2 separate regions of the Homo sapiens genome follow, and region 2 is linked to region 1. Evidence: chromatin contacts called from ENCODE Hi-C data. All regions are on one chromosome and are shown on one strand. Each heading gives the region's core, a stretch centred on a gene start or an enhancer-like site at or near the end of the contact. The rest is flanking DNA. Distances are from core to core; before and after follow the strand shown.

Region 1 (4,862 bases), core at 1,002-3,501:
AATTATTTGTGTATTTTAAATACACAAATTTGGTTTTAATGTTATTAAAACTAAAGCAAAATAAATACATAGAGATGAATAAGGGAAATCAAGGAAGCATGGGTTGAGCATAACTTCTGGCAACTTCAAGTAGTTTGATGTGCTCTAGATCACAGTTTATGTGTGAAAGAGGCTACACATGTGTATTAGTCCATTCTCACACTGTTCTAAAGATACTACCTGAGACTGGGTAATTTATTTAAAAAAAAGGAGTTTTAATTGACTCACAGTTCCACAAGGCTGGAGAGGTCTCAGGAAACTTACAATCATGGTGGAAGGCAAAGGGGAAGCAAGGCATATCTTACATGGTAGCAGGTAAGAGAGAACAGGGGGACTGCCACTTTTAAACCATCAGATCTTGTGAGAACTCCTTCACTATCATGAGAACAGCATGGGGGAAACCACCCCCATGATCCAATCACCTCCCACCAGGTCCCTCATTTTACATGTGGAGATTACAATACGAGAAGAGATTTGGGTGGGGACACAGAGCCAAACCATATCAATATGTTTTGATGAAACCTAATAGATGGGCAGGTGTTGGAACACTCCTATGCAGAGTGTTACACACTTAGAGATGTATTAAATCATTGTAGCTTACTCTTTAACCCCTTAGTATTTAGCACAGTGCCTAGTAAGTAGAAGGTGCTGAATAAATGCTTACTGAATGAATGGACAAAGGAAAGAAAATATAATTGAAATCCATACTTAATATTAAGTTAAATTGAAATGACACTTCACGGTTCTATTCAGCAACATGAAGGCTTTTATTCTAGAGTTTGTTTAGTCATCTTTCTGAGTATGTTTTAAAGTACTTAAGTGTATGAAAACACCCCTTTTATTTTGAAGGTTTCCAAGGTAGCTCTGCGTTTTTAGATGGTGGTTTTAAAATTTTAATTAATATTTATAGCTTCCTCTTGCTGCTTCCCCTATGAATAAAAATTATTCTTTGGGTAATGTCTCTGAAATTAATATTGACATTCAAACGATTCGGAAGTGATTTAATATTCTTGTTGCCTTCTCCTATGTTTCCTCCGGGACTATAGTTTCTCTGGGTTTCCCAGAGCCACCAGACAGGAAGCTTTTTCTATCACGTTTTCTTATCTAATTTTAGAGAGACTAGTAGTTCTTCACTACCCTTTTAAAGTGCAGGGGGCAGTGATTTCTTTTCTTTTCTTTTTCTTTTCTTTTCTTTTTTTTTTTTTTTTTTTGACAGAGTCTCACTCCATCTCCCAGGCTGGAGTGCAGTGGCGTGATCTCAGCTCACGGCGGTATCCACCCCCAAGGTTCACGCCATTCTCCTGCCTCGGCCTGCTGCTCATCCCATTTTTCAATTTCTGAGTTTTTGAGTAGCTGGGATTACCGGTGCCCGCCATCATGCCAGGTAATTTTTGTAGTTTTATTAGAGACAGGGTTTCTCCATGTTGGCCAGGCTGGTCTCGGACTCCTGACTTCAGGTGATGCGTCCACCTCGGCCTCCCAAACTGCTGGGATTATAGGCGTGAGCCACCGCGCCCGGCCCCGGTGATTTCTATTCTGCTCCCTTACCCATGGCTTCAGTATCCTGCTAGGCCTGAAAATGTATATCCAAGATAGAGCTATATCAGAAGGCAACTGAATATTTATTCAGGGCTGTAATGGACAACTTGCACTTCCTGTTGTTTTGGGACAAATATTAGAACTCTGTCAATCCATGGAAGCTTCGTCTAAATGTCTGGCATGCAGGGATGCATCAGGTTTTCTAAATTAAGGCCATATATGGTATCAAATATTAAAGTAAAGGAGACTTTGAGGACATTTTGGTTAATTTTATAGCATAGACAAGGGAAGCGAGGCTTAAAGAACTGCAGATAATTGTTTCTGTTTACACAACTAGTTACTGGAAGAATCAAAATTCATTTTCCATTTAACACTCTCTTCTCTACATGCCATTTTCAATTTTTGAGGGCTTATTACTTCTGATTCTCATAAACCAGAAATAGTATGAGTGCTATCCTGAGTTTTATGCCTTTGGAGTTTGATATCACCAATATATGATGTTCAAATGCTTGGTGTCCTGCAGAACCACTTACAACATTCTCCTTATGGAAAATGAAAGAGTGAAGAATTTCCCAGAGGAAGCAGAGGGAATTATTTTAGAGAACTTTGCAGATCCCCTGAATAATATGTCCTTTTTTCTTAGCAGGTTCATTGACAAGGTCATACCAACCAGATGAATCCAGCAAATCATTCCCAGGTGGCAGGATTTGTTCTACTGGGGCTCTCTCAGGTTTGGGAGCTTCGGTTTGTTTTCTTCACTGTTTTCTCTGCTGTGTATTTTATGACTGTAGTGGGAAACCTTCTTATTGTGGTCATAGTGACCTCCGACCCACACCTGCACACAACCATGTATTTTCTCTTGGGCAATCTTTCTTTCCTGGACTTTTGCTACTCTTCCATCACAGCACCTAGGATGCTGGTTGACTTGCTCTCAGGCAACCCTACCATTTCCTTTGGTGGATGCCTGACTCAACTCTTCTTCTTCCACTTCATTGGAGGCATCAAGATCTTCCTGCTGACTGTCATGGCGTATGACCGCTACATTGCCATTTCCCAGCCCCTGCACTACACGCTCATTATGAATCAGACTGTCTGTGCACTCCTTATGGCAGCCTCCTGGGTGGGGGGCTTCATCCACTCCATAGTACAGATTGCATTGACTATCCAGCTGCCATTCTGTGGGCCTGACAAGCTGGACAACTTTTATTGTGATGTGCCTCAGCTGATCAAATTGGCCTGCACAGATACCTTTGTCTTAGAGCTTTTAATGGTGTCTAACAATGGCCTGGTGACCCTGATGTGTTTTCTGGTGCTTCTGGGATCGTACACAGCACTGCTAGTCATGCTCCGAAGCCACTCACGGGAGGGCCGCAGCAAGGCCCTGTCTACCTGTGCCTCTCACATTGCTGTGGTGACCTTAATCTTTGTGCCTTGCATCTACGTCTATACAAGGCCTTTTCGGACATTCCCCATGGACAAGGCCGTCTCTGTGCTATACACAATTGTCACCCCCATGCTGAATCCTGCCATCTATACCCTGAGAAACAAGGAAGTGATCATGGCCATGAAGAAGCTGTGGAGGAGGAAAAAGGACCCTATTGGTCCCCTGGAGCACAGACCCTTACATTAGCAGAGGCAGTGACCTGAGAATCTGAAAGATGCTACAGGGTATTAGCCTGCTGGATAGGACCCTCGAGGTAGATAAAATCTATGCCTACTTCTTCTCCATTGTTCTTAACCTCAATCAGGTTCTGGTGACCTGAACTATTAGCCACAATAGAAGATGGGATGAGTGTCTTAGAACTGCTTCTAAATGCCTCCCAGATAAAAAGTATCAAGTTCTATGTAGAAGTACTGTTTGGCTCAGGGGCCACTTTCCCACGTAAGAATGATGTTGGCCTTGCTGAGAAAGTTTCAACTAGTAAATCTGGTGTCTCTTTCCTGATATCACTTTTTGGACACAAAGTACATTGGAAGAGCTTAAAATATTTTTAAATTTCTTTGAGACAAGGGTTCTCTTGAAATATTGGACCCTGAGTCCCAGTGGAGACTGATTGATTGATTGACTGTTCGTCAATGAGGAAAAAGGAAATTACCTTGGGCAAATCACTTTCTTCCTCATAGTTTCCTAGGGTCACTGTTGTTGCCATCAGTGTCATCATCATCATCATATTAATAACATTTAGTTAGAACTTACTATGTTCCAGACACTGTACCAGGTGATTTACATTTATTATTTTAATTTTCTCAAAATTCTTAGGAGGTAGGTATCATCTTTACTTTAAACATGAGTCCATTACAAATTAGAGACATTAAATAACTTACTTAAGGCTACAGAGCTTGTTTTCTGGAATTCAACCCAAGTCTATACAACATCAGAGCCCAAGTGCTCAACAGTACCTAAAACGTCTTATAGATTCTAAGGATCTGTGGGTTTATGTCATCACAGATAGAGTTTATATCATCGTGAGTTATACTGACATCATAGATAGACTTGGCATTTGATCCATCTTTTAAAATATGACTTGATCATTCTCTCCCTTACAATCACTCAGAGGCTTTCCATTGCCTTTAAAAAAAAAATCCACATGACTATTATAGATAAGATGTTGTCTGACCTGGCCTCCACCCATCTCTCCAATCTCACTTCTCTAACTCCACTCTTTTCTAACCCTCTGTTTGCATTTACTTCTGTCAGTTTCTCTTTACTTCTTGAGTTTGCAAATACTCTTTGCTATCTCTGGGATGCTCTTCTCTTCATCCTTGCCTGGCAAACTGTTGCTCAATCTCAATCCTCGGTCTAAAGGTCACTTCCTCAAAGATGTGTTCACTGATCTTTAATCCGAATTAATTTGTCCTTATTAGTTTCTCTAACAAAACTCAAAAGTATTTATCACAGATTTCAATTACACACTGATTTATGTATTTATTTATTAATATTTTTTGTCAGCCATCGCCCACTATACTATAAATTCTATAAAAGAAAGGGCCGTGTTTAGCTTACTTAATACTGTATTCTCCAAGCCTAGCACCACAGCCTAGATGAGGGTGCAGCAACAGAGGGGCCTCATGTCAACAATGAGCAGACATTTACTATCGAGTTTGTACACAGCCTGACCCTGCGCTAACACTCCCCTAAAAGTGCATGTCTCTTTAAAATTTGTTCTGTAGACATCTTCCTTGGCTCACCCTAGTTGGAGCCTTGCCATATTAGAGATTTAATAATATTTCTTAAAGGAATGATTAAATGAGTGTTGCCATATTTCAGTTTGTTGCCATATTTG
Region 2 (4,862 bases), core at 1,262-3,761, 87 kb after region 1:
ACACAAACTTAACAATTTACCATTATGGAGACATCGTTCAAAAATAGCAACAAATATTTGAGGTCATTTTTCTAATTGTGGCTGTAGCTGTTCAAATTTCTTTTTGGTTTTAATGTATCTGTATATTTGTATGTGTCTATACAAATCCAAACGTGTATACAAAAGAAAGTCTGTAGCATTTAGCATATTTAACATATAGGTTTTCATCATGTATGTATATGTATCTGTCTATTTACATACATGTATTGGAAAACATTTCTAGAAACACTATTTTTAATGGGCAAAAATAGCAAGCTATTAATATTTAAATATTATCAATGAATCAAATAGAAATTGTGTATTCACAGAATAGATTACTATCCAGCAATGATAATGTACGATTTACAGCTACATATATAATAGTTTATGCACTTATCACATGCGCCTATTTTATTATGTTTGTTAAGATTCAATATAAAACATTAAATCTCTTAAATATCTAGATCACTTGGGGCTGTTTTGTCCCCTGGTTCATTTGGCAATGTCTGGAAATATTCTTGCTTCTCACAGGCACTGGCATCTATTGGCTATAGGTCAGGGGTGTTAAGCATTCCACAATGCACAGGAGAGACCCTCACAACAAAGCTTATCATGGCCAAAATGTCGATAGTGCTGAGGATGAGAACCTGGAGCTGCATTTAATTTTAAGTAACATGTGTAAGACCATGACAATAGAAATAAAATATTTTCAGATAAATATAAAATTTGCTAAAAGAATGTAGGTTTACAACTTGCACACACGGAGACTCATATTTTAAAAAGGCCAATTTTATTCAACTAGATCTATACATTCAATACTATTCCAAGTAAAATCCCAGCATTTGATTTTGCAGCTATGGACATGTGGATCCTAAAGTTTGGATTGAATAAGTCCCAAAATGGTCAATATTATCTTGAAGAAATAAAACTTAACTGAAAGATTGACAACACTAGTTATCAGAACTTATTACACAGCTATAGTAACTCAGGAGTGTCTTATTTATATGGGGCTAGACAAATAGAAAATTGTAACTGAATACAGCGTAAAGGAATAGACTGATACACACTCATATGACAAAGATGACACTGCCGAGCAATAAAGCAAGATTACCTTCTTTAATAAATTATGTTAAGGTATCTGAGTATTCAGAATAAAAAAATTAGTCTTGACCCTATGTCATACTAGACACATAAAAACTCAATTATAGTAGATAGGAGATATCAATGTGGAGGACTGTATGACACTTATTTATGTAAGAGATTTTATAGGCGTGCAAAACCCTCTTGGAAAAAATTAATTAAAAACATATTTTTAAAGAAAATAAACAAATAGAGGAAGCTAACCATAAAAATAATACATGAGACTAAAGTTATTACATTTTGAAATAGAAAATTTGCCACTCATTTTCTTTGATGATAATGTAATAAAACTAGAGGTTAATACACAAAGTATAAAAGAGAATACAAAAATAATTGGGAACTTAAACCAAATTCCTTAAAGAAAAACCATTTCAGTTAATGAGGTAATTACAACTACAATCCCAAATTATATAGAAAATAAAAACATCCTTATGTCACGCATAAAATAAAATTAATTTCAGATGAAGTAAATATTTAAATGAAGGAAAAGGCCTTAAAACATTAAATATTACATAAGTGAATACTGATAAACTTGTATGTGAGAAAAAAAATTTTTTTGACAGGATCTGGCTCTGTTGTCCAGGCTGGAGTGCTGTGGTGTCACCTCAACTCACTGCAACCTTGGCCTCCCAAGGCTCAAGCGATCCTCCCACCTCAGCCTCCTGAGTAGCTGGGACTACATGCACCCACCATCATACTTGGCTAATTTGTGTAGTTTTTGTAGAGACAGGGTTTCACTGTGTTGCCCAAGCTGGTCTCCAACTCCTGGGCTTAAGCGATCCACCTGCCTTGGCTCCCAAAGTACTGGGATTACAGGCATGAGCCACTGCGCCTGATCAAGAAAATCCCTTTAAAGCAAAATGCCAATATCAGAAAACATATTGGAATCAGTTTATAAAATTTCCTAGAACAGCAAAAATATCTATGCAAGTTTAAAAAGTATTTAAGTGGTGATAAATTTCAAAGTACGTTTTACCTTACAATAAAAAACAAATTAATGTTTTCAATTTGTAAAACTTCAGATAAGTCAGTAAGATAAAGACTATTACCTCAAAAAAAAGCAATGAATAAAGATTCTAAAAAGTCAATTTACAAAAGGAGACGTATGCATGAAATATCAAAATTGTTTATTCATGTTGTAAAAGCAATGAAAATTATGACAGCAATAATATCTAATGATTACTGATACAATTGGGATATAATTATGTTAGGTAGGTAGATCTCTGGGGAAAAGCCACCCTGAAACTCTAAACAACAGAAAAAGCTGGGGAATTTGGATGATTAAAACCACCATAGACAGTGAACGAGTGAGTGATGCTGAGCTGGAGAGCACCAAAAAGTGAGGACCATTATGGATTATGGAAAATTTTAAGTTGAGAGCAAGCAGTTGTGAGTGTCTCTCAGCCACTGGTGAGAGAAAAGGGTAAGTCAGTTATTCTTTCCTCTAAGGTACAAATACTGATTCCAGGAAGGCATGGGCTCATCTCAGGAGGCTAAATAAAAAACTCTAAGGAAATGTGTGCATGCTTATGAAGATCCTTTCATTGGTCTCTTCCTGTTGGTTTTGTATGCATCAAGGGAACCTAAAAGCTGAAAAGGAATCCCATCCTCTGAGACACAAATCAACTTAAGTTCCTACCCATATTCATTTCCATTCCCTGCACTTCAACTGGTTTGGTCCTTAAGTAGAAAAGGACCACTCTTTCTTAACACTGTATCTGTTCTTTGAGTGGTATCTTGCAAACTTAGCACCTGTACACAGCATGTGGAAAGTGACAAATTGGGGCAAAAACTCAGATGAGTTTTACTATTGAAATGAATCACCTACTGTAAGATGAGTTCTTAGAAATGTAGATTTAACTTATTTTCTCCTGCTTTCCTTCTTTCCTTTATGTCAAACTTCCATTCAGATATAAGATATTCGATAATTGTTAAGACTTTGTTATAAAATCAGTTAGATACATAGATAGATAGATAGTAATTGATGGGATACTAATAGAGACAAAGTTGCTATGTATACTTCTGTATGTTAATATGCAAGTCAAACATTGACCCTGCGGATTGAGACTCTTGCTTTAGGTCTCAGGCTACCTTGGACTTCACTGGATGAGGATTTTCACATTTCATCAAATCTGATCATGAAGCTATTCTGGGAATTGTTCCTCCTGGTGCAGTAGAAATTTCAGAGTATCTTGGTTCTATTTTAAAAGTTCTGATATCCATGTTGGTGATTGCAGTAATCTCCTTTCTGCTATTTATTTACATATTTCAAAAACCTTTCTTTAAACTAGCTTAAGCCACATTCCCTGGAGGTATCTTCTCTGGGATTTCTGAAGGGCAGAGATCATGGCTTCTCTCACACTGGTGAACAAGTTTCATAGTATTTGCCCACTGAACAATTAGTAAGACTCCTGAACTAAGACAATATTTTGTATTAATATTAATATTAAGCAAAGAACCTTATTTTGGCCCTGATTTCCATTATACAGAATCCCAGCTTCTCTTGACATCAAGGTGGCATAGATCCCTCTTCTTACATTGGTCCCGTTTTTCCTGTCTCAGATTCTAGGTCTTAATTAAGAGAGAGACTTGATGGAATTGTCTTCTTTGTGAGATCATTCATTACCTGGATTTATGAGAATGAGGAGTAAAGGAAGATGGTGGAGGCAACACATGATATCTAACAAAGCCAATATTAGAATATATTTAGAAACCTAGGGTAGAAGGAGTATGAAAGACAGCTGGCCTCTACCCAGTGGATTGTGTTTGGGAGAGCACATATGAATGCCATGTTCTCAGAACCACATAGGAAGTGTTCTAGGGTAGCAGAAATGGGGGCAGGGGACAGTTATGCATGAACCTTGATGCTCTCTGGATCATTTGGGAGGTCGTGGGAATCCCATTATGGAGTTGCGCTGAGATTCTTACCTGCTCTGAGAGACCAAGGACAAGCCCTTTGAAAGCAGGCAGTAGTGAGGACATCAGTAACAGTATCAGGCACAAAATAGTCCAAGAAGACCTAGCTCTTAGATTCAGAAGGACTCTCTGAAAACACTGAAAGAATATATGTACTCTCTTTCTTCCTAAGACCAAAACTGGAAATTCTGTAATACTGCTGCAAGGCATAATGTGATAAGACTCACTGTCATTTATTGAGCAGTTACTACCTGCCAGGCACAGTACTTAGTACTTTATATGTATCATCTTATTTAATGCTTATAACTTCTCAGTGAGGTAGGTGATGTTAGTAATGTCAAATAACATATGAGGAAACTAGAAAATGATTTAGCTGAACTGTTCAGTTTTCAAATATTCCCAGCCACTAACAATTAAATTCTTGGTGTTTTTTTTTAAGTTTTCCCATGAGCAAGGAAGCAAAAATGAATGTGGTAGGTAGAATTTGCAGTAGCCTTCAAGATTCCTGCTGTCTAGTATATGCTTTCCATTTAATAACCTTCCTTTGAGTATGCCTGGGACCTGTTAATATGATGGAATATCACCCCCGTGACTGCATTACATAACATTATGTAATACTTTGCCATAGCAAACTGGAGAGAGTCTGTCTCGTTGGTTTTGAAGAAGTAACCTGTGGTGTTTTAAGAAGGCCAAGTAGCTAGGACTTTCTTGGACCTAGGGTGACCTCAGTAAGTTGAGAGTTACGTGTCCTGCCAACAAACAGCAAGGAAACTGGAACCTGAGTCCTA

Evidence for each region. A loop is a pair of places that touch in the nucleus more often than their neighbours do.
Region 2: a loop to region 1 is called in a map of endothelial cell of hepatic sinusoid, with 2.4 times the contacts of the local background. The contact joins the promoter of OR10G8 here to the promoter of OR4D5 in region 1. A Hi-C loop is called at or near these places in 2 of 168 maps with a recorded cell type or tissue (endothelial cell of hepatic sinusoid and endothelial cell of umbilical vein).

What each region holds. Positions count from the first base shown.
Region 1 is chr11:123,937,366-123,942,227 of GRCh38, forward strand. OR4D5 (olfactory receptor family 4 subfamily D member 5) reads left to right here and starts at 2,252. Exons shown (of 1, transcript NM_001001965.1): 1 at 2,252-3,208. The coding sequence starts at 2,252. The coding sequence ends at 3,208.
Region 2 is chr11:124,024,287-124,029,148 of GRCh38, forward strand. OR10G8 (olfactory receptor family 10 subfamily G member 8) reads left to right here and starts at 2,512. Exons shown (of 2, transcript NM_001004464.2): 1 at 2,512-2,581.